Regions from separate parts of the Homo sapiens genome. Here regions 1, 2 and 4 are each linked to region 3. Evidence: chromatin loops called from intact Hi-C (ENCODE). Cell type or tissue: dorsolateral prefrontal cortex. All regions are shown on one strand. Each heading gives the region's core, and the rest is flanking DNA. Links, peaks and the distances in the headings are about the cores only. Region 1 overlaps NECTIN1 (nectin cell adhesion molecule 1). Region 2 overlaps POU2F3 (POU class 2 homeobox 3). Region 3 overlaps OAF (out at first homolog). Region 4 overlaps LOC107984399 (a long non-coding RNA gene).

What was found. Hi-C counts contacts between places; a loop is a spot of excess contacts. Peaks named below come from ENCODE experiments on the same cell type or tissue, not always from the same donor. Only the 100,000 strongest peaks of a DNase experiment are listed, where the experiment ranks them.
Region 1: a loop joins it to region 3, with 2.4 times the contacts of the local background. A loop is called at or near these places in 8 of 110 quality-filtered maps.
Region 2: it touches region 3 in a loop (5-fold over the local background); 92 of 110 quality-filtered maps call a loop at or near these places.
Region 4: it touches region 3 in a loop (8-fold over the local background); 104 of 110 quality-filtered maps call a loop at or near these places.

Annotation. Positions count from the first base shown.
Region 1 is chr11:119,664,535-119,669,534 of GRCh38, reverse strand. NECTIN1 (nectin cell adhesion molecule 1) reads left to right here. Exons shown (of 6, transcript NM_002855.5): 6 at 4,238-5,000. The coding sequence ends at 4,788. Among named protein-coding and RNA genes, the nearest start is that of NECTIN1-AS1, 43 kb to the left of the region's middle. RefSeq lists enhancers at 3,864-4,400, 4,401-4,939. In dorsolateral prefrontal cortex, for the core only: CTCF peaks have their summits at 2,763 and 2,963 (motif pointing left); a DNase peak (open chromatin) is centred at 2,944; H3K27ac peaks cover 3,118 bases.
Region 2 is chr11:120,298,112-120,304,063 of GRCh38, reverse strand. It overlaps POU2F3 (POU class 2 homeobox 3), which reads right to left. Exons shown (of 13, transcript NM_014352.4): 4 at 5,674-5,799; 5 at 4,338-4,440; 6 at 1,696-1,778. Among named protein-coding and RNA genes, the nearest start is that of TLCD5, 24 kb to the left of the region's middle. In dorsolateral prefrontal cortex, for the core only: a CTCF peak has its summit at 3,902 (motif pointing right); a DNase peak (open chromatin) is centred at 3,923.
Region 3 is chr11:120,227,554-120,233,589 of GRCh38, reverse strand. It overlaps OAF (out at first homolog), which reads right to left. Exons shown (of 4, transcript NM_178507.4): 4 at 3,256-4,722. The coding sequence ends at 4,448. Among named protein-coding and RNA genes, the nearest start is that of POU2F3, 9.6 kb to the left of the region's middle. In dorsolateral prefrontal cortex, for the core only: CTCF peaks have their summits at 3,388 and 3,593; a DNase peak (open chromatin) is centred at 3,599; H3K27ac peaks cover 335 bases.
Region 4 is chr11:120,169,734-120,175,769 of GRCh38, reverse strand. LOC107984399 (a long non-coding RNA gene) reads right to left here. Exons shown (of 2, transcript NR_159965.1): 2 at 4,089-5,999. It overlaps LOC124902773 (a long non-coding RNA gene), which reads left to right. Exons shown (of 2, transcript XR_007062923.1): 2 at 1-459. Among named protein-coding and RNA genes, the nearest start is that of TRIM29, 35 kb to the right of the region's middle. In dorsolateral prefrontal cortex, for the core only: CTCF peaks have their summits at 3,157 and 3,365; a DNase peak (open chromatin) is centred at 3,339; H3K4me3 peaks cover 59 bases; H3K27ac peaks cover 1,012 bases.

The sequences.
Region 1 (5,000 bases), core at 1-5,000, 560 kb after region 3:
GAGCAGTTAGGCAGCTATTGCAATCAATAATCCAGATGAAAGATGAGAGTATCTTGGATCAGGGTGGTAGTGATGGAGACGGTGAGAAGAGATCAGGTTCAAGGTGCATTTTTTTTTTTTTTTTGAGACGGAGTCTTGCACTGTTGCCCAGGCTGGAGTGCAATGGCACAAACTTGGCTCACTGCAACCTCCACCTCCCAGCTCAAGCAATTCTCCTGCCTCAGCCTCCCAAGTAGCTGGGATTACAGGCACCCATCACTACACCTGGCTAATTTTTGTATTTTTAGTAGAGACGAGGTTTCACCATGTTGGTCAGGCTGGTCTTGAACTCCTGACCTTAGGTGATCCGTCCGCCTCGGCCTCCCAAAGTGCTGGGATTACAGGCATGAGCCACTGTGCCCAGCCTGCATTTTCAATTATAACTTACAAACTAGTTGGGACACCAGTCATTCCTGTGAAACAGATAAGACCGTACACTCTACCATACTGCAATGATGTGGCTTGAGAGGTCCAGAAAATTCAACCTAGTTGAGGAAGATGTAGGAGAGCTTTATTTTTTATTGGGTCTCTGCTGTTGAAGAAAGCACAAATGTAACAATAGTGAGCTTATAGACTACTGCAACACACTGAAATGAGTCAATCCCAAATGATCATGAGGCTGCCACTTCCTCAAACCCTGTCCTCATTCCTGCAGAAGAGAAGAACTTTAGCCATTTGAAAACTGGCAGAAGGACCAGAGCCAGCCATGGTAACTTCTAATTTGCATTTATTTGCAATTTATACAGGCTTTACCATGCTATGTCAGTATGTGATTAATGGAATGACCTTAGCAATTGTCACAACCAGAATGAGAGGTGCAGACCATTAGTACATAAAAATTCGAAAGAGAAAAAGATCACGGTAAACTGGAGAAGAGAAGGCTCCTGAAGAAGGGGCTGGAGAAGTGCAATCGGTGGGGAGGGAGGATGAGGAAAGGCACTCCTGGCGGGGCAAACTGCATGTGTAAAGGCTTGCAGTAAGGAATCAACTTGGATAACAAGGACAGCAAGGAAGGTGAGTTGACCAAACCCAAGATACGGTTGCATGATGGAAGCTTTGAAGGCCAGACTGCACAGCCCAACAGGCAGTTGGGGAGCCATTGCTGGTCTTTGAGAAAGCGAGTGGTTGTGTCTACAGAGTGAAGATTAACCTGGTGACTGCGGGTGGGGTGATTCAAGGCAGGCAGAGGCAAAAGGAAAGTGGGAGATTTAGGAATCGACCACAGCAGTAAAACCTGGCATAAGTTCCATGGTGGTGACAGTGGCGACAGGAAGTTGTATCGAATGGAGAGGGTTTAGAAGGAAGATGGCAAACCAGGTTGGTACAGATGGGTTTTGAAGTGGTGGTGAGAATTCCAAATGAGGGTGTGCTAGAGGTCAGTTTTTCTAATGTGTCCACCTAGATATCAGTTATGTGAGACTGTCTTGGAGGCAGGAGGTATGGGGTTCATGTTCCAGTATGTTGGGAAACATGGCATTTGACGTGTCCCTCTAGTAGTTCACAGTGTGCACGAGAAGGTAACAGGCTCTGATGCTTTTGTCTAAGCCAACATCTCGACCCCCCTATTTTTGCTGACCCTTTGAGCCAATGGTTTGAGATTCCATGGGCCACAGTTTGGGAGATGCTGTGGAGATACAGTCCCAGAGTTGGGCGAGAACTATGTACCCTAAATAATTTGGACAGCCAGCAGGATAAGGGTGACTCCAGAAGTTGATACTAGTCTGTCACTAGGAAAGAAAGCAGAGGGTCAAGGCTGAGGGTCCCAGGACAAAGCGTCCAGCGAGACAGCTGGAACAGAGAAAAGGAGCAACACAGCTGGAGATAGCACTCAGAGAGGAAAGCCGAGAACCACGGAATCTTGTATGGGAAGGCAAGGGACATGTTTCAGAAAAATGGCAGCTCCCTCCATCTGGATGCTTCCTTATCCTCCTGGCCTCTCCAAGTCCGGCCTCCTCCAAGAAGCCTTCTCTAATGCCAAGACACACCACCCCGTTCCCCTGCACCCTGCACTTCCCTGCCTGTTCCCTTAACATCTGCATGTGCTGTCTCTGAGTGTCCTTTGCTTCCCTGGGGAGGCTGTGAGTTTCTCATATCCCGTGACTAGCAGGATAGATGCTCAGTATGTTTGCTGATGGGAGGGATGGATGAAGAGAGGAAGGCAGGTGTAGACAGGAGAGATCATTCAGATCTGGGTGAGAACCGAGGAGGGGGGCAGGCAGGCTGAGTACAGAGGAGGCTAGGTTCTTCCCAGCTGCCTCTGGGGAACCCCTGGTGGAGGCTGCTCCCATCTCGTGGGGAGCAGTTGCGGGGCCCTTTTGAGGGCGGTAAACAGATGGGACCTGGTGAGCCGGGAGATGCTTGAGGTTCCAGGGAGGCTGCTGCGGAGACAGGCGGTCAGGACAAAGATCCCATGGATATGTACTGGGCAGCTGCTGGCTGACCTGCACCGAGGATGGTGGTGGCAGGTGGGGAGCGGGGTCCTCCATGGCAGTGCTCCTCTGCCAGTGCCCACGTGTATAGGAGCCCCTGGGGGGTCCTGGCTCAGCCGCGTGACCTTGGATGAGTGAGTGGCCTCCCCTTCCTTGGGCCCTGTGTTTTCGTCAGCCCTTCCCGCCCAAATTCCTGGAAGGCCTTTCCTCTTTCCTAGAATCTCCACCCTGCTGCAGCCTGCCGAGTGGGATAGCACCCCACACACGCCCCAGGAGGAGGGAGTGGGCTCAGGGAGGAGCATGATTCCCATGGAGTGAGAGATACTGAATCAGAGAGTGAGCTGGCAGCAGTATACAGGCAAACAGTATACGGGCAAACTGGCCCTTTACGTGGGCCTGGAGCAAGGAGGGCCTGAGCGGCTGAGGTCAGCCTTCTGGGCTTGCCCTAGACCCGCAGCCTAGTGGCTCTGACCGAGGCCAGCTGTGGTCTCTGGTGCCACCCTGTGGTGGTGCCAGGAACCATTTCCCTTAGCCTCACCTTAGGGCCTCTTTGGCCCGTGGCATGGCCCTGGTTTCAGCCACCTTCCCAGGCCCTGTAAGGCAAGGGAAGGGGCAGTGTTGGCCAAAGAACAGTACTGTGGCCCGGCCCCACTGGCACAGAAAGCCACCCACCCAGCCTTCTCTCCTGTCCCACCTGCTTCCTTTCTCTTCTTTTCACCTTTCCTGCCTCCTCATTTTGGCTGTGTCCACGGGGCATACAGATTTGCACACTCATGTTCATCATGTCGGCACAGGCATGCAGGCCCTCCCAGCATGTGCTCTCTGGGTGGCAGGCTTGCTATGACGGCAAGCGTGTATGCCTGTGCATGTGCCCACTTGTGTGTACTCGACATTGCCACGCACGCACACACGCACATGCTTTCACCCCCATTTCTGCCGTCCTTGCCCTGTGCTTGTGCCCTGCCATGCTGGTGTCTTACACTTATAACCCAGGCTGGCAGCACTGCCAGGCCCCCACCTTGCCCTGCAGGCCCAGACCACAGCCAAGAACCACAGCCCTAGTTTCTGGCACCTTGGCAGCTGATTGGCACTCACGGGGCATCTCCTGAGCCAGTGCCTGGGAACCTGTTTTCCCTGTGCCCTGCAGGCAGACAAAATCAGGTGCAGAACACCTAGGTGGCTCCTGGTTCTGGGTCTTGGAAGCCAAGTTGATAGTGTTGGGGCAGAGTGACTGCCAGGTGTCTGGCAGAGGGGTATCAGTGACATTTGCACACGTTCTATGTGCAGGAGAAGCAACGATGCATCATTGCTGGGTGGCCTCAGGCAAGTTCTTTAACCTCTGCAAGCCTCAGCTCCTCAGATATCCAATGAGAATGAATGGCATACCTCCTCAGGGTTGTGGCTGTGAATGGCATGGAGTGGGCAGTGTGCTGCAGCTGGAACTGGCACACGTGTCTCACTGCACCATGAATAGGGATTGAGCTGGGCCAGCACCACACCAAGGACAGTGGGGATGGAAGACCCTGGTGCTGTGGGTACTGCCCTCTGCCTCTCCTCTTGCCTGTCTCTCACTCCAGCTACCAACGCTGCGGCATGTTAGGGCTCCAGGATGGGTGGAGTGCTGCGGGGCCTCGAACTGGAGCTGCTCAAACCTGGGGTGCAGACAGCCTGTCCTTCCTGGCCTCTCCTTTCCCTGCCTCCCTCCCACCCCCTCTACACCCCAGGAGCACACGCTGATGCTGTCCCCTCCATCTCTTTTCCTCACCCAGAATTCCCCTACACCCCGTCTCCTCCCGAACATGGGCGGCGCGCCGGGCCGGTGCCCACGGCCATCATTGGGGGCGTGGCGGGGAGCATCCTGCTGGTGTTGATTGTGGTCGGCGGGATCGTGGTCGCCCTGCGTCGGCGCCGGCACACCTTCAAGGGTGACTACAGCACCAAGAAGCACGTGTATGGCAACGGCTACAGCAAGGCAGGCATCCCCCAGCACCACCCACCAATGGCACAGAACCTGCAGTACCCCGACGACTCAGACGACGAGAAGAAGGCCGGCCCACTGGGTGGAAGCAGCTATGAGGAGGAGGAGGAGGAGGAGGAGGGCGGTGGAGGGGGCGAGCGCAAGGTGGGCGGCCCCCACCCCAAATATGACGAGGACGCCAAGCGGCCCTACTTCACCGTGGATGAGGCCGAGGCCCGTCAGGACGGCTACGGGGACCGGACTCTGGGCTACCAGTACGACCCTGAGCAGCTGGACTTGGCTGAGAACATGGTTTCTCAGAACGACGGGTCTTTCATTTCCAAGAAGGAGTGGTACGTGTAGCCCCCCTTCCAGAGCCTCTGTCTGTGACCGCTCCTCCCCAGCCCCTCCCCGCACGCCCCCTGCCCACCCCCCACCTCCCACTCCAGGAGCTGAACAGAGACTTGCCCAGCTGCCCAAAGCCAGCCCCGAACTCCTGGGGGGCCAGGGGAGCCCAGGGCAGCCACGACTTGGCTTTGTGTTTTATTTCCTCCCTCTCCTCCGCCCTTCCCCAT
Region 2 (5,952 bases), core at 953-5,952, 70 kb before region 3:
CCGTGCCCAGCCAAATATTATTTCTTGAGCTTATTTTCATAGGAAAACGTACCCTTAAACCTAGAACCATGCTGTGCCTATTTGGGGTCAGGAATGAATCCGATCTTAAGGACATCTATCATTCCACAAGGATAGAGTGGAATCTGGGCCTAGGGGTCCAGGCACTGTGGCCAGCTAGCTCAAAGGGCTAAATCCACCTCTTCTCTCCTTTTTGATTTACTTTTTGTAGACTAAACATTACTTCTTCTCCTCTGGGATATTTGGGTTTACCATTCAGATAGGTATCCTTATGATGAAGAAGGTAAAAGGACCTCTAGAGAGAAGTTTAGGAGTCTTTCCCCCAGTGAAGGGTCTTTTAGTCTGAAACCATCATGAATTTGGTCTTAGTTTGCAGGGAGAGGGTGTGTGAGGAGAGTGTGGCATAGACCAGACCCTCAGGACAAAGCCCCAGTCCTCTTTGAACCTTCCTTTTCATTAAATCATTTGTTCTTTCATTTGACAAAGACTTATGGGGCTCTCTGCTAGACCTTCTCCCTCCTCCTTTCATCTCCAATCCACTGGCAAACTGCACTGATTCAACTTCCCAAAGCATCTCCTCAATCATCCCCTCTTCTTATTGCCACAACTCTAAGCCAATCCTTTATGACCCCTCCCCTGGATGATCTTCATAATCTTCTATGTGGTCTCTCTGCTACCAGTCTCTCCATGCCAAAATATGATAAGAGATGAGAGTTGATCTTGAAGATTCTAAGATCTCTTCCAGCTGTAAGCCCATGGCTATGAGATTCTGGAGAGGGCAGCCAGGAGGAGGCGGAAGAGCAGCTTATGATGCTGGTGTCCCCATTTCAACCACTAGATGGCGAGCTTCCCCTCCAGGTACTTTTAGTGGCCTCAGCCCTCTCTGAAGGCCGGGCTCTTGGTGAGCCATGGGGATCTTAGCACAGAGATCTCTGCAGTCATTCCCAACCATTCTGCCCAACCATCTGTGCAGAGCCATCTCATGCAGCTGTGCAGGTTATTAACTGTACAGGGGCACCCAGATCAGGGGAGGAATGGCAGCTAAGATACAGCTCATGCTGCTGTCGCCAATCTGTCCACCTTGGCATGAGACTGCACCTGGCCAGAAGAGGTGCCTTTTTCCTAGTTGGAAAAAAGGTGCTGTGTGGAACCATGGCAGCTCTGCAAACAACCCCTCTCCCAGACCTCAGCCCACTGGCCTATATACGTGCCCACTGCAGGAGGCAATCTGGAATAGTGGCCCAGAGGTGAAAGACACTGGCTTTGTGGTCTGGGACATCAGGTCTGTAGTATTCTAGTCTCCCTCTTGGGGCTTGAGAGCACCTAGGTAGGGTTCGTGGCCATCTTGGTATGCCTGAGAAGTGAGCTGAGCCTGGCTCTCAGAGGAGCAATGCTGGGGCCTGTGCAGGGTTGGAGTTCAGTGCCTGGAGCATGAAGGAGGCTGGCCTGGGAGCTGGAATCTCTGGATTCTAACTGTGGCCCCACCAGTGACACTTGGTAAATTGTCCCCCCACTTGCTGTAGCTTGGATTTCCCCTGTGCCAATGGATAGTTCCCTGCTATCCCCTCTCCCCAGAGGGGTTAGTGCCCTGTTAAAGGGGTAGGGGGAAACCAGTGAGTTAAACTCAGTGAGAGCTGAGACATTCCTAGAGGAAACAGGAAGAATGGGGTTGTTTACCTGGGATGCCAGTCCCGGCCCAGTCTGTGGGAGGAGGAGACCGCTTTGTTGCTGTGGAAAGGGGAGGAGATTTGGCTGCAGACCTGGGTGAAAGGGGAGGGACAAAGGAACAGACAAATAAAATCCAGGCTATTTGAAACACATGTGCTACAACTTTGGCACCACGATCACTGTCCCCACCCCCTGCCACCTGATCAGGTCCCTCCACCCACCTCAAGTCCCATGGAGAGGCCCTCCTAGCACTGCCAGGCATTGCCACATACAGGTGGAGGCAAATCAGATACAGGGATAAACAGACATGTAAACAGCAGTCCCCAAACCAGTCCTTCCACCTGCCCGCCTGTCTGGAGAGGCGTAGAGGCTAAGGAGGGTCAAGACGATCTACTCTGGGATCTGATTACCAGAGCTGAAGAAAACCAAGAAGGGAAAGGATGCAGGGTGGCTGCTGAGAATTCAAGCTAGGGCTGAGGATTTTGGCTTTCCCTGCAGGAGAAGTAGCTGGGTTATGGCTACAGAGGCCCAATCAAATCTGCGAGGATGCCAGACCAAGCAGATACGACCATACGGCTCTAAAGGGCAGTGGGCCTTAGCCAGAGGCATGTGGCTGACCAGGACATTTTATACTTGGGAGAGAGGGCTGAGAGAGGAGGGAAAGTCCAGGGCTGAGCCTCTGGAAACTCCCTTGGGCAGTATGTATTATACCGGCTTCTCCATCCTCCCCAGGAAAACGGTACATGAGGGACTCTGCCTGGTTGGTGGCTCACTCTCCCAGCAGGAGTGGGGCCATCAAACCACCAAAGCAGACAATGGGGTTGGTCATCCCAATCGCTTGTCACTCAACAGCACTTTGGGGTCTCTGTTTTCCCTAGGCTGTTCTGGGTCACAATGTACATACAGCATCTGCTGATGTTGACCTTTATGCTCTTCAGTTTCAAAAAGTCAGGGCTTCATTGTTCATTATTAAAATACATAGGCAAGAAAGCTCTTACAAGGAATCCAGAACTGGGAGTTGAGAGGCTTGGGTACTAATGGCAATTCTGACATGGCGGTTGAAATGGATACAGCCTTTTCACATGCATTATTTCAAGTGACTCTCAATAATCTCATGAGGCAGAGCCTTGCTATTATCCCATTTTTTCAGAAGAGGAAATGGAAGCTCAGAGAGGTTAGGTAACTTTCCCCAAAACACACAGTTAGTAAGTGACTTTTTAAAGAAACCAGTAAATTTTTCTGACTCCAAATTTGGAAGTGTCTTTCCACCACTGCATCATACACTGACCTAGGTGGTTATAAGCCTGGGCCATTTTCATGTCGCTCTCCAGTCTTCTGAAAACAAATTAAACTGTTACCTTCCCTTTTCCATTCCAGGAGTATGATGTTTATTTTTTAACCAAAATAAACACTTAAAAATTCAAATAGGGTCTCATTCATCACCATAATATTCTGAGGTGCCTTGGAAACTAAGGATAGTGACTGTCATTTGTGCAGGTGCTAAGGGCGGAAGGCAGAGTTGCATTTTGTTTGGATTCTGGATTTCCAAAACCTCTACTTGGGATTTGTGCAACAGGAGAGAGTTTATACTTCCTCCATTATTTTTTTTTTTCAGAGACAGAGTTTTGCTCTGTCGCCCAGGCTGGAGGACAGTGGTGCAATCTTGGCTCACTGCAACCTCTGCCTCCCAGGTTCCGGTGATTTTCTTGCCTCAACCTCCTGAGTAGCTGGGATTACAGGCATGCACCACCACACCCGGCAAATTTTTGTATTTTTAGTGGAGACAGAGTTTTACCATGTTGGCCAGGCTGGTCTCGAACTTCTGGCCTCAAGTGATCCGTCCACCTCGGCCTCCCAAAGTGCTGGGATTACAGGCGTGAGCCACCGAGCCTGGCCAACCCTCCATCACTTTTGACCCTAGCTGATGGAGATGGGAGTGGGACAGGCAGCACACTGTGATGACCAAGAGTATGGGTCTCAGCTAAACGGTTCTGGAACTTCCCAGTAGGTCACCAGAGGCATAATAGAACTACCTACTTTACAAGGTTATTTTGAGGAATGTCAGAAAAATTACTCAGAAGAGCTCCTGGCACATCATGCTCAAGAAATGTTAGCTATTTATTAATAGTTCAATCTATTTGCTCTTGGCCAGGGAGAAGTTCTCTGCGAGTAACTTCCCTGCCAAAGAAAACCTGAACACCCTTTCTACAACCTGTGGGTGGCACTGCTGCTCTCTCCAAATAGAATCACAGCCAGGCTTCCAGGAAGCAAGTCTGAATCTGTGTCCAGGAGAGATTTCCAAGGAATTGGGACTTGTCTGTACTGCATTTCCCAGGGCGCTTCCCCTCCCTTGTACAGCATAGCTCTGCTCCACGCCTGCACCTTCCGTCTCCACTCACCACGAAATTGAGGAGGTGGACCAGACCACCCAACAGGAGGCTGGGAAGGGGAAGCAGAGAAGGAGACTAAGCCTGGAGGAGCATTGCCAGGGTCCCTTCCTCAGACCCTGGGGTGGATAAGTAGGTCTTAATAGCAGATGGGTGACTGACTGACGCATGCTCTCCAATTAGGCCCCCTCACCCAGCAAAAAACAGCAGCAACAGCAGCACTTGACTGGACTTGGTCTAGGTGGAAACCCCCAGGGTTCTTACCTTGCTGCCCAGGCTGGGTCTGAGATAGCAGGAACTGGGATACAGACTGTAAGTGGCCGGGAACCAGCACAAGCTGCTGGAGCGGATGGAGGGAAGCCATGTCCTACACACGGAGAGATACACATACACCACAGAATTTACAAGCTGGGGACATCAGCCCCATCTGCCTGCCACTCGTCCGTCCCAGGGGTCTCCAGACTCAGAGACTTTGCAGGCTGACCTTGGTTTATGCCACTGTGTATCCCCAGTGTCTAGCAAATAGTAGCTACTCCGTTAACACTGGTATTGTTACAGCTTCTGCCCTCAGCCTAGGAGTCCTTACTACATATTGTTACTTAACCCTTGCCTCCTGAGTTAATTTTTGTATGTGTCAGTCCTGTCTCCCAACTAGACTATAAAATGCCCTGAAGGCAAAGCCTGGGTATGACCCATCTCTCAAAGTTTATCCTAGAGATAACATGCAATCCCCAACTATCCAATTCTTTTTAAATCTCATGCCACCTGGTTATGCTAAAAGCCATGCCTCGGCTGTTTCCTGGGCCAGAATCTTTCCTGGAGGGTGTTGGGGTGGGAGTTGGGGGGTGGAGCAAACTATTCATTCTTAATAAAACCAATTTAGTTAAACAAAAAGTCCAGGATTTCTCCTACCAGCCCAGGACATAGGACTAATAATTCCGATGCTTGGGGGATCGGGGAGTCCTCTGCAATGGAGACGCCAGAGCTCTGTGCCCCATGAGGTTGAGCTTAGGTTTGTGCACATAGAGAAGACCTGAGAAGCCCTGCTAAATGGCAGGTGAAGGGACAGATGCATATTCTTATGTGTTTCCAGAAAGGGGTGGCTCTTTCTCCCCCAGGTGATCCCTGCTGAGAAGAGGTCTCGTCATGTGAACGCCCTCCCGGACCTTGGCTGTTACTATCTCAGACGCCTCTTTCTTCCCCCACCAGCACTCCATTCTAGTTTGGCTCTAACAAAAAACCTTAGGGGAGGCAGAGTGGGCCCAATGGGGACAGAAACATTCTCTAACTGCAGCAGCAGCTGTCAACCTAGGATTCCCCTGAATGTGGCTGGCAGACACCAGCAGCTCAGCTGTTAGGTCCTTGGCTTTGGCAAGCCTGGGTCCTTTTTGTCTCTGAGAAGTAGAGGCCTCCCTCTTCACCTCCCTAGCTAGGCTTCACCTGTAAGAGGACTGTTTTAGAACCCTACTCACAGCCTCCAGATCTCTTTCCCACATTGCCTGCAGGGGGTTCTTTAGACGAGTACCAAGCATGGAAGTCGAGCATTTCACAGAGGGATTGGGTTAAACACACTGGCCCACTGTGAAAATCACAGTGTTACCTGACATGGGCTGGCATTTAGCCCAGACATTTGGTTTCCGGACATCATGGCAGGTCCTTGACTCAGGTGGCATGGCCGATGGGAGAGGGTCTGCTGCAGGGAGTCACTGAGATCTTCGGTTTTAATCTGCAAGTGGAAGCAAGAGGAGAGCGTCAGTGCTGGATCCCGTCAGGCAGTCAGAGATGGAAATGGCAGGAAGATCCAGGCAGGAAAGGAGTGACCAGCCTAGAGAGGAGAGAGCTAGCCCAGGGCCTACTGGGCTGCAGCTTACTTTTCCTG
Region 3 (6,036 bases), core at 630-5,629:
AAACAGCGAACAGTTTATGACAATACCAAGCGATGGCAGGCATGATGATTCATTTTATGTGCCAATTTGGCCAGGCTCTCATACCCAGCTGTTTTGTCAAACATTAGCCTAGACGTTGCTGTGAAGGTATTTTATAGACGTGACTACCTTTATAATCAGTTGACTTTAAGTAAAAGATCACCCCTGTATTGCGGGTGGTCCTCATCCAATCAGTTGAAGGCCTAAAGAGCGAAAATGGAGGTTTCCTGAAGAAGACATTCTGCCTTAAGACTATAACACAAGAGTCCCGCCTGAGCTTCCAGCCTGCTGCCCTGCCCTACAAATTTCAGACTCCCGGCTGGCCACAACATTAAGTTTTGCCTCAGCTGCCAGACTGCTAGTTTGTTAGGATTTTGGGCTTGCCAGACCCCAAAATCCAGCAAGCTAATTCCTTAAAATAAATCTTTCTCTATGTGTGTATCTTACTGGTTCTGTTTCTCTGGAGAGCCCTGACTGATACCACAGGAATATGAGAGAACGGGAACTTTCAGACACTGCTAGTTGTGTGTAAACTGGAACGGCCCCAGCTGTAGGGTGATCTGACAGCATCTACAATGTTCACGCCTGTGACACAGACATTCCAGTTGCCTGTTTTTTCTTTTCTTTTTTGGAGATTGAGTCTCACTCCATCACCCAGGCTGAAGTGCAGTGGTGCGATCTTGGCTCACTGCAGCTTCCGCCTCCCGGATTCAAGCGATTCTCCTGCCTCAGCCTCTCAAGTAGCTGGGATTACAGGCGCCCATCACCACGCCGGCTAATTTTTGTATTTTTAGTAGAGAGGGGGTTTCGCCATGTTGGTCAGGCTGGTCTTGAACTTCTGACCTCAGGTGATCTGCCCGCCTCGGCTTCCCAAAGTGCTGGGATTAGAGTCAGTTGCCTGTTTTTTCTATTCCTGCCTACAACCTGGCTTGTAAGAGCAAGTCACAGTAAACAATTCGATTTTCCATCAGTAGCCAAATGGCCAATAGACCATTTGGGAGAATATTAGGCGATTAGACATGGAATGCCCGTGTTGGGGAAGACCTTGGAGATAACCCAGTGAGACCCTCTCTCTTATGGGATGTGTGTGACCCACACAAGGTCACACAGAGCTGGGCCCCAGCGGGTGCCCATGCTCCTCAGATACAATGCTGGCCTCGAGCCTTTGGTTCTTGAGAGTGGCACTTGCCCTCCTTTTTGCCGGAGTCCTTGTCCCCTCATCCACCAGAGCCAGGTCCAATAAAGACCCTGGGGTAGAGGTCCTCCAGCTGTGGCCCACAGTTCCCCCACTGAAGGCCTCCCTTGGCTAACAAGCCTGAAGGGAGAGATGCCTGAAGAAAACCCACAGGAAGTCCATAGTGAGGTCCAGCCCAGCCCGGGTGAGGTTGCCCAGGGAACCAGGCACAACTCATCCTCCCGGCTTGCAGCAGCACCAGTCAGGGCTGGGTTTCTGGCCTCCCCGAGGGTGCTTTGCTTACCCTGGCAAACGGAAATCAGGCAGTTCTTCCTGCCAATTCTGGTCCCAGGAATCTTTGGACACTGTCCCCACCACCCCCTGCCCACATGTTCAATGATTGCTACTACAGAGACTGGCCCAGCAGGTGCTCTACACTCCACACTCCTCCCCGTCCCACCGAAGCCTAGGTCCCCTCCTGTGGGTGAGCTGTGCTCTCGGAAGTTCTGGCTGGCCAACCTCATAAAGCACTTTGGGTTGGGAGGGGGTGTGGAGTAAGAAGGACAGGGGTTGGATCTCAGTTCTGTTCTAACAAGATGCCTGGACTTGAACTTGGGCTGGTCACACAATTTTATAAGGGAGCCACATCTATAAAATGTTACAGAGTCACTACAAGGAGCCAATGGCCAATTTATATGAAGGCACATTGTAAACCCTAAAGTCCGCAGAGAAATAAGTACTGATATTACCACTCCCAAGTGTTTTACACGGCCACAAAAGCCTCCTGCGATAGGGAAGTCTTATCTCAGTGTTTGCCAAACAGCTGACCACCTACATCTATTTCAACAAGCTCCTAAGTGATTCTGATGCACACTAAAATTTGCTTTTCAGCAAAGAAGTGACTGTCACGGCAGGATTTCAGGTGCTGTGACAGTGGGGCTAAGGCGGTTGGGCGAGTGCTTTGGAATGGTGGACTCGAGCCCTTGGATGTGGCCCTGTGGGAGGTGCCTACTTTGCAGAGTGTTAAGGTCAGCCCAAAGTCTCAGGGATTCTTCTCATCACCATCCCCTGAGACTAAGGAGCCCAAGGCAGCTGGTGTCTGTAGTGATGGTGTCCAGAGCCCCCTCACTGCAGGGGCCAGACAAGCTAGGAGGTGCTAGTCAAGGAAGGTCAGAAAAACACTCCAAGTCTTGAAAACATTGCTTTTTAAAAAAGCATTATTTTTGGTGACTTGGAAATCAGAAGGGAAAACATACTGATTTGGGGACTCCCCTTCCATCAAAAAAGGCACACAGGAGGTAGCAGGTGCCTTCTCCAAGTATCCCTTGCCCACCTGGAGCAATGGCTGGGGCTTGGGATGGAGGCCCTGGCAGAAAGGGAAGGAGAAAAAGGACTGGGGGGTGACTGATGGGACAGCTCCCTCCCCATCCCCCAGCAAGGCTGAGCTGGTCCTTGAAAACAGGTTCAGAAGGGAGGTGTGCCCACCTGAAAAGGTTATCTCCCCGCTGACCCTCAGCTCAACCAAGGCCAAGCAAGCCCAGCTCCCTCAACCCTCTGGCCTGCATGAGTTCAAGGGGCAGTTGCAGCCTGTTCTGGGAGTTCTGGGAGCAGAGTAAAGGGGACCACCCTGCAAACCCCTTCCCTCGCCAAGGCCTTCAAGGAAGGATCTGACTGTCCCCATCTCTTCCTTGAGAAAGTTGGGTCACCTGGGGAACCCATGAGACTCTTCCAACCCCTAAAACACTCCTGCCTCCACCTTGCCAAATCGTTACCATCTTCCAGCCTCAACCCACACCCCAACTCTTCCAGAAAGCCTTTCCCAATACATGCAGCCTGCACATCCCTCGCTCTGGAACCATCCAGAACCCTGCCCGGCACTTCCTATTACAGCCTCTTCATGTTGAAAGATACTTTGGAAGTGAAGAGCCTTCCAGATGTCTGATTTCATTGAGTCAGGCTTATAGCTGCAGGAATGTCTGCTTTTTTCACTAATAGTAATGATACTAAGAATGGCTAACAGCACTATGTGCTAGATGCTTGACATGCAAGAATTCACTTCGGTCTCTTAAGTAAGCTCATTTTATAGCTAAGGGAGTGGAGGCACAGAGAGGTCAAGCAACTTGACCCATGGCTGCACAGCAGGTAAGTAGCCGAGCCCAGATCTGAAGCGGGGTTCCAATCTCCACCCCATCTCTTGCCTTCGCGCTGGCTATTTCTGACTGGCTTACTACGGTTGCAGCTATGTCTGTCTCATTGTCTTGGGTGCAGAAGTTTTATCTCATCCTTCCCTAGTAACATCTTCCTTCTCCTCCTTCCTTCCTCAAATGGCTGAGCACACAGTAGGTGCTTTCGAAGTTCTTGTTCCAAGATAGGCCACTGCTAGGGTGTGGGGACACTTTCTGACATCAGGTGGCAGCATTGGCCAAAAGTTTTCTCCAAACTCTGGGTCTCATTAGTCAAGTAAAAACTTAAAACGTTTATTTCTGGTAGAAATGATAAATACTTTGCACTAAAAATCTGGAATTCAAGTTTTCCTCGTACTTCATGCTCCCTCCCTGCCCCAGAACCTTACAAAAATATTTCTGTGTAGAGAGGGAAAGAGCTGGTGCCTGCTCTGGAGGCAACGTCCAGGTCCGGGAAAGGCACTCGTGGTCTGTGATCTGTCTCAGTGATGGGAGGTCTCCACTCGCCCCACAGGCAGCCTCGGGGCCAGAGATGAGAATATGCTGTAATCCAGTACAGGGGCTGCGTCGTGGGTCCCCAACAGCTCCTTCTTTGGGGATAGTGAGCCCCTTGTTGGGGAGTAGGAAGGGACTGAGGGGCCAGCTCCTTCCAGATGTGTGCATGGGGAAGGGAGTTGTGTCTGGGGAGGTGGGTGTCCAGGTATAGACTCCTTTTAGGGTCTAAACGTTCAAGGAGTTCAACAGAACAACCAGAGGCCATCATGTTTTGGCAGCTTGCAAGTGAACACTCCAGGGGAGATGCAGGAGGGAGGGGTGTAGATCTGGGGAGCCCTTCTCTCCCTCTCTGCCCGCAAGGAAGGCACAGGGTGGGAATGGGGGTGCCTTCATGAGACCCCCTGCCATGCCACACCCCCTTCACAGTCATGTGAGATGGGGCCAGAGGGGCCCAGGCTCTAGGGCCAGGGGAGTGGGGAGGGAGGGAAATAAGGCCTCAGGTGGGGGTTGCCACCCCCTCTAGTGGCTGGTGAAGAGCAGTGGGCCCAGAGCAGCCACCCGCCAGGTTGCTCCCACCCTAGCCTGGGTAGGGATCCTCATCCCAGAGACACAGCTGCCTCTGGGGCACGTAGAAGTCGAAGCTGTAGCTCTTCTGGCAGCTGCGGATGCCACACTTGTAGGGCGTGGGCCGGTCGCGGCTGTGGCAGTACTTGAGCATGCAGGGGTACCAGGCCAGGCTCAGGCCATAGCGGCAGACGCAGGGCTTCCCGTGGTCCCCCACCTGCCTGCAGCGAGGCAGCTCCGCCTGCTCTGAGGCCTTGGGCAGAGCCTCGAACACAGAACTGTCCACACCTGGGGGAGAGAGGCAAGGATCAGGGAGGGAGGGAGGGAGGGAGGGAAGGAGCTCCCCTAGTCAGAGGCCGCTGCCATTCCCCACTTGGTCTCCTCTGTCATCCCACAGGCATTTACAGACACCTCCATTTCCAAGCTTGCCATGGGACACAGAGGTAAGACCTGGTTACTAGGCTCCTCCTTGCTGGGCTCGTGGGAGAAACAGATTAAATAGGAATCACCCTCCTCTATGGCATCAACTGTGTGCTACGGGCTCTACTTACAGTACCTCCATCAGTCACCCCATGGGCTAAGTATCGTCATCCCTGTTTTAGTGATGAGAACATCGACCCAGAGTTTAATGATCTGGCCAAGGTTTCAAGGCCTCCACTAGACCACACTGCCACCCAATGCTTTAAAAAATCACCATACCGGAGTGTGCTGAGATAGAGGCGTGGGGAGACAAGGTTGGAAGTCAAGGAAGGCTTCTTAAAAAAGGTGACATCTGGCCGGGCACAGTGGCTCATGCCTGTAATCCCACTTTAGGAGTCTGAGGCAGGTGGATCACCTGAGGCCAGGAGTTTGAGACCAGCCTGGCCAACACGGTGAAACCTTGTTTCTACTAAAAGCACAAAAATTAGCTGGGCACAGTGGCGGGCACCTATAATCTCAGCTATCCTGGAGGCTGAGGCAGGAGAATTGCTGGAACCCGGGTGGCGGAGGTTGCAGTGAGCCGAGATCGTGCCATTGCACTCCAGCCTGGGGGACAACAGTGAGACTTTATCTCAAAAAAAAAAAAGTGACATCTGAGTAGGGCTAGGCAGAGAAGGGCCAGCAAAGCACACCCACAGTGGGGCAGGTCAGGTCAGGGTGGCCAGGGCTTGGATCAAATGGGAAAGTGTGCATATTGGGGCGCTGGAGGAGACGGAAGGTACCGGCCTGATTAGGCTCAGGGGCTGTATGGGAGGGGCCAGCTTCTGGAGGACACTTATGTCAAGCTTGCGGCATAGTCTGGGGTGCAGGCCATGGGGGAGGGTGTATGTGTGTGGGGGGCAAGACCACAGCTTGGTTGGGTATTTCTAAATCTGGGCCTGCCCTGGGAGGAGCAGGCATTTCACCAGTGCTCAGTTGGCTGGCAGAAGGCACAGGGGCTCAGAGTTGGAATGGCGCCATTTCCCTCTCCCCTCCACACAGGGGACCTGAGGGCGGTCCTGGAAAAGGTACCCAGAGAGGGGTCAGCGCTGAAGTCACAGAGGTCAGGAAGGCAGGGACCATGCAGTATGGAGAGGAGCTTCCAAGGATCTTGGGGCAGAGATGCTGGCACCAGGGAGGGCC
Region 4 (6,036 bases), core at 402-5,401, 58 kb after region 3:
ATTTAAGGATCTCAAAATATCTAAGAGCATGATCATTGCCCAGAGGGAGTGATCGTGTGTTGAGGGTTTCATCCCAGCTGGCATTCGGGCGGCTCCAGAATTCCTAATTCTTTGCCACGAAACTGTTTCCAGAGGAGCAGGTAAGCAAGGCTGGGTTCTTTTGCCTCTGTCTGAACCTGCTCCCCAGCCCTTCCCTTGAGTTCTGTACCCTCTTCCCCCATCTTGGGTCCTTTCAGCTTCCACATCTTCTTGAAGCAAAAGGGGAGAAGGTGGGCTGAGAGTGGGACAGAAATACCCCCTTGAACTCTCAGCCTCTCCTGATTCATCAAAGTGGGGAAGTTGGTTGCTGGAATGAGTGGGGGCGGAGAAGAGAGGAAGAGAGGGCTCTGCAGGCTGGGAATGATCCAGAACCCTCATTAATGTCTGACACCTCCAATAAAAGCTGCAGATTCCCCAAAAGCGATTTTTGAAAATCCTCAACTCTTTGAAGCTTGGTGTTTAACTGCCACTCCTTCCGCGGGCTTAATAGGAAACCAAGCCCCTTGGCTTGTACAAAGGGCATCACCTGGGGTAACACCCCTTTTCCAAGCACTTGAGATCCTCGTATAGGAGCCCTTGAGTCTTCTTGCAGCTGGGCATGACAGGGAGGCCTCAGTCCTTGCAGAATGAAGGGCAGTTTCCCCCAAGGCTTGTGGCTATGATGAAAGCTGAGGCTTATTGGCTGGAGTGGGTCAGAGCTGTGCAAGGGAGCAGGGGCAAGACTTGGAAGGCAGAAGGTGGATTGAGTGCAGAAATGTGGTTACGTCCAAGCAGTTATTTTTCTAGACCAACTTCTTTTTTTTTTTTAACTACCTCTCTCCATTTAACTGAAAAAGTGGAACAAATACATATGCTAAAATAGGAATATAATGAAAAGTAAGTCCCTCTTTACCGGAAGCCACCTGTCTCTCAACCTGGAGGCAACTACTATGAACAGAATTTGTGTATCATTCAGAAATTTCTTATGCTTTACATGTACCTTCTTTTCTTGGGCATAAACAGGAACATAGTATCTCCACTGTTCCATATATGACTTGTTTTTAACAATATATCCTGCAGATCCTTACATAAATCGACTGCATTTGTATATGCTTATAAATCTACTTCATTCTTTGCCTGGTGTTATATAGTATGGGTACCACAATTTATTTGCTCCATCCCCTAATGATAGATATTTAGGTTGCTTTCAGTCTTTGTTATTACAAACAAAGCTGCAATGAACAGTCTTGTACAAAGACATCTGTGCTAATATAACTGAGGGGTAGATTTCTAGAAGAGAAATTGCTGCATTTGAGATATGTACCTCGAGTTTGCTAGACGTTGTTTAGGTTGTTTTCTGACTAGCTAAGATTGCATATGAAGTGGTGGAAGAATTGGTTGTCAACTCTCCATCCCTGCTCCCCACATTCTACTTCCTATCCTTTGCAAGAATGGGATACAATGATGGGGATAACTCCCCCAGTGGGGTGACTGAAAATCATTTTTGATGGGCTTTGGGAAGCACAAAGAGAGGTTTTTGTTTTCAGAATGACCCACCCTCCTAATGATGTGGGCTCAGGCTGAGCACTACCTGAGTCCCTGAGCAGAGCCAAAATGAAGAGGGCCTGTGAGGGCCAGAGGTGTCAGTTGGACTCCTCCACAGAGCAGAACCACTAGCCCATTCCTGGGAAACTCCACGGGCTCCCCAACTTCTGCTCACAAAATGCTGCAATCACTTGTGTTGTGGTTTTAACTTTTCAAAGCCTTTTGCAGCCGACGTTTCATTCCACTTCAGCTGGGAGGGAGGCCAAACAGCGATTGTTAGATGAAAAGACTGAGATCCAGAGAGGCTGTGTGATGATGGCGAGTGGTCATGAAAATGTACTGGCTCAAGTGTGAGGAGTCTAAGTTTCAAGTCCAGCCCTGAGGTCAGTTAGCTGTGTAGCCCTAGGCTTCTGTTGAAGTGTTTGGATAGGATGGTCACCAAGCCCCTCACCATTGAGGGTGTGATCTGATGACTGTTCAAGTCCTGCAGTTGGCTTGGAGACAAATGGGACATGACCATTCTCAATTGGCTGGCTGTTGAGGATTCGTTGAGCCAGATGTTGGGTTGCCCATCATATGATGGCTCCAGGCAGTACCACCGTCCTGATGTGGCTCCTGTCTAGGCAGCAGAGGGTCTCTGTTTCCTTTGAGTGCTGGAGCATGCTCTCAGATGCCTCTGGGGGCAGTTTCTGTGGAGGGTATTGTACTGCAGGCAGGGAGACACAGCAGAGGCTGGAGCAGATGGGATTGGCCCAGGCTGCTAGGGACGAGGACCCCCCATGCAACCCCTTTCAGAAGCACTGTGGGGGGAACCCCTCTACCCCATTAACGCCCCTATAATTTATGCCATCTGCCCCCATAAAACCAACCCATCTCCAGCGTCTGGTTCTCCAGATGGCCTTGGGGGCCTAATCAAAGCCAGGCCCCTCGCTGGCCTCTTCCTCTCATACTGGTCTCTTTATAGCCTTCAGCCATCCCGGCTCCAGGCCCCCTTAACTCCTTCATCCCCAGATTCCTCCTCCTCCCGAGGATCTCTGTTCTGTGCCCTTTCAACGCCCTGGACTAGGTTCACACAGAGGAGGCCACCCCAAAGTCAAGTGTGATTTCTTGGGAGAATCGCTAGATTGGGATCAGGATCCTATGGCCACCGCTGACTTACTGAGTGGCTTTGGGACAGTCATTTGACCTAGCCCCCGTTTCCCTATTTTTGGCAAGCAACATTTCAATGAAGAGCTTGCAAGATGTTTTTTACCTACATGGTCTCATTGAAACTTCCAAAAGGAGGTAATTACTCCCCTTCTAACAACTGTCACACGGGGACATTCACGGCAGCATGGGCTGCGGAGAAGAGGAAGTAATACAGAGGTCCGCAGTTACCAAGCCAGACTGGGGAGGGGCCCCACGCAGGTGGCACGAGCCCCTCTCTCCAGGCAGGTCAAGGTCCCCCATGGGAGGGCGTGGGATCTCCCCACAGCTCTGTTGCCGTGACTTCTGGAGACTGAGGCTCTGGCTGTGACTCTTGACACAGGACAGTGTGGGGGAACTTGGGGGAGGCAGAGAAGAGGCCACGTGGAAAGCAGCACTTCTGTTCCACGCCACTCCGCTGAACCCCACAAGGCAGGGGGTGCAGGTCAGTGACAGCCCTCATGCTTCCCAGAGGAATCAGAGCCTGTCCCCGCTGAAGACAAGACAGGCGCAAACAGGCCACACAGGAGCAGGAGGGCTGCAGCCAGTCCCACAGGAGGAAGGGCTGCGCCAAAGGTAGCCCAGGCATCGGGTGGCTGGTTGAGTAGTGGCGTGGAGACACCCTGTGGTGAGATCAAGGAATCACAGTTTGGTTCCCTCCGAAAGGGGATGCGACAAAAAACCCAGAATCAGCGTTGAGTTTCCACCTGTGCTGGATAGATACTTTCCAGAGACCTCCTTTCCCCATCCCGGTGCTCTGGGAGGGTGACGTGCCAATGCCCAGACTCTGCCACCATCCACCTTCTAGCTCTCCCACTTGCCAGCTGTGTGATGGTGGCAACTTACATAACCTCTTGGAACCTCAGTTTTCTTGCCTGTGAGATGGGCTACTTCGTGGGGTTGTTGCACGGATGGGGGCAAGTGCTTGCCCAAGGGCCTGGTATGTAATAAGAGCGAAACAAAGTTGGCCACTGCTGGAGAGGCTACATCTTGTCCAGTGTCACATAGTTAGTAAGGGACTGGTGCAGCAGGGATTGAATCTAGGTTTCTGCAACTCTGCCTCATGGGAAGCAGGGAAGTTGACTGTTGAGTGTCCCCACTCAAAGGCCACGTTTATTTCTGAGATGGAGAAGGTACAGTTAGAGCTCACCTCAGGTGGGGCAAGAGAGAGATGACTGGCCACATCTGACTTTCTGGCAAGCCCAGCTCCAGTCAATGAGAGAGCAGAATCTCCCACAGGTGGGAAGAGGTGTTGGTGCTGCCTCTCCTGCTTCCTTCTCTGTCCCTTCCCCTACCTTCCCCCAGGACCAAGCACCTGGAATAGAGATGGACTCTCTCCCTTCCATTTTACTGAATTTATTTTATAAAGACGGGGTCTGCTGTGTTGTCCAGGCTGGTCTTGAACTCCTGGGCTCAACTGATCCTCCCGCCTCAGCCTCCCGAGTAGCTGGGACTACAGAAACACACCATCATGCCCTGCTAATTAAAAACAAAAACAAAAACAAACAAACAAACAAAAACCAAAGTGTTTTTTGTTTTTTTGTAGAGATGGGGGTCTCATCATGTTACTCAGGCTGGTCTTGAATTCCTGGCCTCATGTGATCCTCCCGTCTCAGCCTCCCAAAGTACTGGGATTACAGGCATGAACCGCCATGCCCAGCTCTCCCTTCCATTTTAAAGAGGAGATCATAGGCTTGGAGAACCCAAGTGACTTGGGCAAGACTGAACTGGCAAAGAGCAGAGTCGAGATTGGGCTGGAGGTCACATTCCTCCATCTGTGACCTCGGACACTGCTCCAGCCGCCATCTCCACGGTGGGGCTTGGGCCCAGGTGCTTGGCTTAGCTAGGCCAAGCAGTGATAGAACATGAAGGACGGGGTGGACTCTTTCCTAGGGTGTTCGGATGACCAGCTCAGAGGCTGGTCCCCACTGGCCAGTGGCCTGACACTGCCGTCCTGCTGGACATATGCACATAGCAGGCAATGCAGGCATTGCTTAGTCCTCGGCTCTTAAATGTCTGGGCCAATCCCAGCTGCAGCCAGTGCTGCCTCGGTGGAGTCAGTGAGTCTTCCCCAGGATCTTGTCTACCCTAACACGTGCCCTGCACCACAGGTTTGCTGAGGGCACTGATTTAGGCTGAGAGCTCATTATGAGGGACAAGCTAGGTGTTATGTGTTGGGTGAGGGTAGAGTTACTAAGCTGTGTGTGTTGTGGGGGGAGGTTGGCAACAAGAGCTGACGTTCATCGTGCCTGTGGCAGTGTGCCCGCTACCCTCACAGCCACTCTGTGAGACAGATGCCACCATCCCGTCAATTTTACAGACGAGAAAACTGAGGCACAGAAATAAAGAAACTGGCCCAAGGTCACACAGTCAGAAGATGGCAGAGCCAGGATTTGAACCCAGGCAATCTGACTCCATAGCCCATGCTCACCACCATTGCCCCCGACAGCCTGTATAAAGGATAGGGCAGTTGGGCTCGACAGAAAGTAGGGTAATGGGGTCCGCAGAGGGACAGTTGGGGCAGGGAAGGGGGCTGCAGGTTCCGATGAGCAGTTGGGGCAGGCTGTGAGGAAAACCAGTGTGTTGGGGGCTTCTTGTGAGAGGCAGAGAGCCTCGGTCAGAGGATTAGAGGTTGTGCCCTCTCCCCGAGAGCAGAGCACTACCTGCAGGCAAGGTATCCCGGTGTGCCAAGAATGGGTTACAAGTGCGTGGTCAAGACAGAGATCTCCCCTCCCCCACCCGACCCTCCAGAGGGTCCAGGGGCTCCCGGGGCATCTCTGGCCCCCTCCCCCAGCCCCGCCTCTGGCTGAGAGCAGCCATCGCCTTACTTCACTGTGCCATAGGGCAGCGTCGTTTCCCGCGAGCCGCGCTGTGAGAAAGCCAGGGAGCCCTGCCTGGGGGCAGCCCCGACTGCAGGTCGCCCAGTGCCCGCGTCCTCCCAGGCACAGGAGCTTGGCACTGCGGGCGCTACTTCCACAGCGGCAGCCGCCTCTGCCGCTCCCAGTGCCAGGCACAGGCAGCCCACTTCCACCTAGGGCTGCTCTGTTATTGGCGGTGGGGTTAGGCCTGACCGTCAGGGTGGGCTCTGCGTTCACCAAGCTCAGGGAATCCCCGAGAAGCTCATTCAATCCATTCGGCATCCCGGCGCCTGCTGCCTTCCACAGGCTGCACGATCCTGGGCAGGGGACCCCCGTGGATTCCAGATCCATCATGAGGATGGTGGAAATAGTAATGCCCACCGCAGAGGGCACCTGCAAGCATTAAATGAGCTGGTCTGCGCATCCCGCA